Regions from separate parts of the Homo sapiens genome. Here region 1 is linked to region 2. A link is a loop called in an ENCODE intact Hi-C map of the cell type or tissue named here. Cell type or tissue: Caco-2. All regions are shown on one strand. Each heading gives the region's core, and the rest is flanking DNA. Links, peaks and the distances in the headings are about the cores only.

Region 1 (2,900 bases), core at 124-2,623, 50 kb before region 2:
AGCTGTGGGCCTGGGTCCCTTCTGTTTCCTCCTCTGTACAGCCCCAGGAAGCTCCAGCAGGATCTCTGAATGGGGCTAGTAACTCCTCTCCGCTCTGACTCCTGGCCATCCCTGATGCAGAGCTTTTGCTCCCTGCTCCAGGGAGTCTGCACAGTTGCTGGCCTGCGTGAGTCCTGTGGATGCTCTCACACTGGGCATGGGGAGCCTGCAGCTGCTGCTAGCCATGATGGCCAGACTCCGCCTTCCCATGTGTGAGAGGCCGGCACAGAGTCCCAGGGCCTAGTGCAGAGCTCTCCGGTGAGTACGGACAGGAGGGTGTGCAGCTAGGCCCCGGAAGGTGGACAAGCCCTGGAGGAGGCGGATTGCACTTCCTGGGGTTACCAGGGGCCTTGGGAAACCAGCATCTGGGCCCAGAGGGGCAAATCAGCTGTGACCTCTCTCTGGGTGTGCCCTGGGGTTGTTGATGCAGAGATTGCCATAATCATAGAATCTCGGGCCTAGAAGGGCCAAGAGCACTTGTGTCCAACCCCTTCATTTGACAGATGATGGGGCTGAGCCCAAAGAGGGGAAGCAATATGCCCAAGGTCACCCAGCAAGTCGACCAGATACCTGTGTGTCTCTGGAGCTCTTCTCCATGTGTGGGAGGGCAAGGGTGTGAACTCAATCTCAGCCTCACCATTTGCAGGTTAGGAGACACCCTGGGCAAGTCACTTGGCCTCTATGAGCCTCAGTTTCCTCATCTGCAACACGGGTATGGTGGGAACTCTCTAGAGTGTTGTTGAGGGGATTAAATGGGGGCACTTGAAAGAAAGCACCTGGCAGAATGATTGGCAGCTGTTATTGAGTGGAGGTTTGGGGGCAGTAGCTGAGATGATGGTGCCCTATCTGTAGGCTGTGGTCATGTTTAAGGGGCCTGAGAAGAAGTGGTCAAAGGGCCAGAATAAAGTCCTGTTTTGGCCACACCTGGTAGGACCCAACCGCCTTCTCCATCTTCCTTCTAAGCCTTTGTTGGGGTGGCTTGGGGCTGGAATGGGGGCCTGTTTGAAAGCAAGAGGTGAGGGGGGCTGGTGGGCATGTGGAGTAGGCACTGCTGAGGCTACGCCCACTCAGTCACTGCCTCAGGGACCTCCAAACCAGAGCGGGGGAGCAGGGAGCAAATTCCCTTTAGCTTTTATCTTCCCTAAGCAACAATCCCATGAGACAGGTAATGTTGACCTTACTTTTCAGATGAGGCTCAGAGACGTTAAGACTTGTCCAGGGTCACGCCGCTTATGGAGGTCAGGCTATGGAAGGACATGTTAACCTTCCAAGGTATTTCCAGGAATACACCCAGGCCCCACTCTGGGCAAAGAATGGGGCCAGGAAGGGTCCCTCCACACTTAAAGTCCTCTCTCAACTCTGTATGCTAAGGCTGGGGAGGGAAAAACTGTGTACTATGGCTCCTCCCCAAACCCTTTCCCTTGGCCTCTGGAATGTGTTTTTCTTGTCACATTTGCATATGGGTGTGTAGGTCTGGCTGGAGTTTCTGGACATTTAAACAAACAGTGAGAAGTCACACACTGGAATCCTGACTCAGGAGCCTCTGGGAAGCTGCCAGCTTCTTTAGCCTGGCCTACCTCCCCCACTTGCCCCCCTCCATGCTGGCCAGGCCAACACCCCTCCCCAGCTGACCAGGAGGCCCCAACTCTCTGGTCTTGAGTGGCAAGGTCTGCAAAGAGAAGGTGGGACTTTGGTCTCAGAGGTCTGACTCTTTCTAGGCTGCTAGGAACTGGGACAGTGGGAAGATGGGACACTCGCTGGCCACTAGTACTCACCAGGACTTGGGGGCCATGCTCCTGGCTGGGGTAGGGGAGCCCGTTACACCAGGCCTCTGCTGAGAAGCCAGGCAGGAAGGCCTCGGCCTCCGCCACGTCCACTGGGATCTCCTCGAAGGCCTCCAGCGGCCCTGGGGTCTTAAAGGAGTGTCCTTTGAGGGCCAGGGTGGTCTCGGCCTCTGGGAAGACGTCCTCATGGAAAGGCCGCTTGTACGGGTGGAAGGGCGCGTGGCTGCCCTTGAGGAATCGCCCAGGGCTGCTTGCTGCGGCCTCCTCAAAGCCAAAGCCAGGATACTTGTCTGAGGGTGAGAGCCTGAAGGGCCCAGGGCCGGGGCCGGCTGGGCAGTGGCCCTGGACTTGCTCGGGCCCTGGTGACGCAATGCGGGGGCTGTGTGGGGGCAGTGAGGGTGTCCTCTCTGGAGGGCCGTCGGACACAAATGACGAGCAGCTGAAGCCGGCATGCTTCTGGGTAGACAGAGAGTAGCGAGCCTGTGAGTGGAGGCTGAACCAGGCCTGGGGACTGGCTGGGACCCTACTCTGTTCTGGGGTAAAGGGGGTCTATGGCTGAGCTCTGGGAAGACCCTAAATGGTGGAGAAGAAATAGCCTACCCTTGGCCCCGATTTCATGAGGGCACCCTGCCATGAAACCTGGGGTACCCCAAATCTGATGGGGCTCACAGCCCTGGGACAGGCTCAGACTGAAGGGATGAGGAGTGACCCCTCTGGATCTCGGGGTCCCTGAGGACTTGTTTGCTGGTGGAGGGGACAAGACAGGCCCTGGGAGGTCCCTGGGGGCGGTAAGGTGACTGGTCTTCTTGTTGCCTGGGCAGCCGCAGGCCTTGGCCTAAACCCAGGCCCAGATGCCGGGTACTTACACTCTGTGGGGCAGGGGAGCCTGGGAGGCCCGGTGCCTGCATGAGGTCCCCTTGGCGCTCGCCCTCCAGTCTGGTGGGGCCCGGCAGCGTGACGTCAGACTGCGGCGGGGGTAGCGACACCATCACCCAGTCCTGGCCTCAAAGAAAGCCGTCTGCCATGAGAGTGAGGACCAGCATCCAGTGGGGACCAACCCAGGTTCGCCACCTCCAC
Region 2 (2,900 bases), core at 319-2,818:
CGGAGCTTGCAGTGAGCCAAGATTGTGCCACTGCACTCCAGCCTGGGTGACAGAGTGAGACTCAGTCTCAAAAAAAAAAAAAAAAAACAAAAAACTTGGGTGTTTTTTATTTGTTTTTTTTGAGATAGAGTCTTGCTCTGTCACCCAGACTGGAGTGCAATGGCGTGATCTCAGCTCACTGCAACCTCCTCCTCCTGGGTTCAAGCGTTTCTCCTGCTTCAGCCTCCCGAGTAGCTGGGATTACAGGTGTGCACCACCATGCTTGGCTAATTTTTGTGTTTTTTTTTATAGAGACGGGGTTTCATCATGTTGGCCAGGCTGGTCTCAAACTCCTGACCTCAAGTGATCCACCTGCCTTGGCCTCCCAAAGTGCTAGAATTATAGGCGTGAGCCACTGCGCCAGGCCTAACAAGTATTTTTTGAACATCTACTTTGTGCCAGGCACTGGGGATTCTGCATGGGACAAGACAAAGTCCCTGTCCTCACGGAGCCGACATTCTAGTGCAGGAAGCCAGAGAGGAAGTAAAAAATAAGCAAATAGATGATTTCAGAGAGTAAACACCCTATAAACAAAAGAACAGGGCTTTTCCCCAAGAATGACTGGGGTTGGTCAGAGAAGGCTTTTCTAAGGAGGTGGATTTAAGCTGAAACCTAAAAACAGGAAGGAGGTATCTGGGAGAGCAGTCCAGAGCAATGTGAGGAGCAGAAAGAAAGCTGGTGAGGGTGGGGGAGAGTGAGCGAGAGGTGGGTCACAGGGGGAGGGAGCCTGGGGAGTCCAGGGCTGAGCCTTGGTGACTTCTGGCTGCTTGAAGAGGTTTTATCCTAAGTTTGACAGGAAGCCAGTGTAGGGTTTTTTTGTTTGTTTGTTTTTTCAAATTAAGGTGGGGTCTCATTATGTTGCCCAGGCTGGTCTCAAACTCCTGGGCTCAAGCAATTCTCCCGCCTCGTCCTCACAAAGTGCTGGGATTATAGGTGTGAGCCACTGCGCCTGGCCAATGTAGGGTTTTGAGCAGAGTGGGACACATGGGAAATGACCGGGGAGACAGTGGATCCGAGGGCGGGGAGTGACTCCATTCAGAGTATTTTGGGGTATCAAATGAGCAGGACCTTCTGCTGCACGTGGAAAGGAGGGAAGGAGAAGAATCAAGAATGCCCCCGAGTTTTTGGCTGTTGCAGCAAGGTAGATGGTTGAAGCATTTCTTGATGCCTAAGCCAACTGGAGAAGGGCAGGAAGGGTTTTGGTTTGGACGTGGAAAAGTGTAACCTGCTTATCCTGCTTACAAAGAAAATATTCAATTAGGGAGATGGCTGGTGTTCATTGGATAATACCAGTTTAGAGTTTAGGGCTGGGGTTACAGATTGATAACTCATTGGCATAGAGATGCTTTTTAAAGCACGAGATGGCATAAGATCAGCTAGGGGAAGTGGGGACCCTGGAAAACCTCAGAGTCAGATGGAGAAGGAACCTCAGAGTCAGGAAAGGTGGGAAGGGGCAGGGCTGGGCAGGAACCAGGAGAAGGTGTCACCAAAGCCAAGAGAAGACAGCACGGCAAAGACGGGGTGACAGCTGTGACAAATGCTGCCGAGGGACTGAGGAATGTGAGGGTGGCCCAGGGTTTGGTCACAAGGAAGTTGATGGGATCTGAGTCTTGGAGATGGGAGCTGACAAAAGAGAAAGTGCGCTTGTGGTGTAGACAGTGTCTTGAGACTTCCTGTTATGAGAGAGAGCAGAGAAAGAGGCACTATCCTGGAAGGAGCGTGGCCTTGAAAGAGAGCTCTTGTTTGTTTAAGATGAGAGATATTACAGCACCTCCGTATGTGGATGGGGGAGATCAGGCAGAGAGGAAATATTTATCTTGTAGGAGAGTGAGAGGACAATTGCAGGAGCAAAGTCCTTGAGAGGGGCTGGCCTCTCCTAGACAGGACCAGAGTCAGGATGGGGCTGGCAGCATCTGTGAGCCAGAGGCAGGTAGCAGGGCCAGATACGGTGCACAGAAGACAGGGGCTCCTAACACATCCCAGTCTCACCAACAGGCATGGCTTCTAGCACTGACTCAGGATTTCCTGTGTGACCTGGGCAAGTTACTGAATCTTTCTGTGCTGTGCTTCCCCAGGTCGAGGGGAATTGGGAAGAAATCAAAATCCCTGTCTGGCTTCCCTCCTGGGGTTAACACACTTGCCCCAGCCTGTCGGAAAACCCATCTGATGGGTCCCTAGCACTGAGATGCCACCGGCTTTGGCCTGAGATGAAGGTCATCTCAAAGGTCAGCTGGGCCTTGTTACTGACCAGGTGTCAGGGGCCCAGGGGCTGTGCCACTATCACCCCCAGTCTCTCACCCCTTTGGGATACCATGAACAAAAAAGTCTGACTCAATTTCTCTATCTATGACAAAAGGAAGAAAATGGCTTGATGGGCAGTTCTGGGGGTGTGGGGTGGGGCAGGAGGCAGCAGGGTGGAGAGAAGACATGCTTTGGCACCAGATCACACCCCCAGCTCTGAACCTCCCAGCTGTGTGATTTGCCAGAGGCCGACTGACTGAAGATTGAACTTCAAGGCCTTCCCCCTGGACCCTTCCCAAAGCCCCAAACTAATTTCAGATTAATACTTTTGTGTCCTTTTTCTTACAGAGTGGGGCCCAAAAGTGTATAATATCCAAGTTCCATGAAACTTGGATCTGCCCTGGGACTTTGACTAAGTGACTTAACCTCACCTTCCCCATTTGTCAAATGGGACAGTCAGGCCTGACCTCTTAAGATGGTGGAAAAGGTTACTGGGTGCCTAGGGCAGGGCAGGCATTGGCGGCTTGATTTAATGAGAGATGAAGTTATGACTTCTGCTGGGGGCGGAGGAGGAGGCAGTGACGCCTGGTTGTGCCCAGCTCCCCCTCCATCCAGGGCAC

The links. A loop is a pair of places that touch in the nucleus more often than their neighbours do. Peaks named below come from ENCODE experiments on the same cell type or tissue, not always from the same donor. Only the 100,000 strongest peaks of a DNase experiment are listed, where the experiment ranks them.
Region 1: it touches region 2 in a loop (7-fold over the local background); 1 of 110 quality-filtered maps calls a loop at or near these places.

What each region holds. Positions count from the first base shown.
Region 1 is chr17:28,523,882-28,526,781 of GRCh38, reverse strand. FOXN1 (forkhead box N1) reads right to left here. Exons shown (of 9, transcript NM_001369369.1): 2 at 2,690-2,826; 3 at 1,815-2,279. The coding sequence starts at 2,812. Among named protein-coding and RNA genes, the nearest start is that of FOXN1, 19 kb to the right of the region's middle. In Caco-2, for the core only: no CTCF peak of the experiment used is centred there; a DNase peak (open chromatin) is centred at 1,591.
Region 2 is chr17:28,474,381-28,477,280 of GRCh38, reverse strand. All of the region lies in intron 1 of SLC13A2 (solute carrier family 13 member 2), which reads right to left. Among named protein-coding and RNA genes, the nearest start is that of SLC13A2, 2.2 kb to the right of the region's middle. In Caco-2, for the core only: no CTCF peak of the experiment used is centred there; DNase peaks (open chromatin) are centred at 1,780 and 2,330.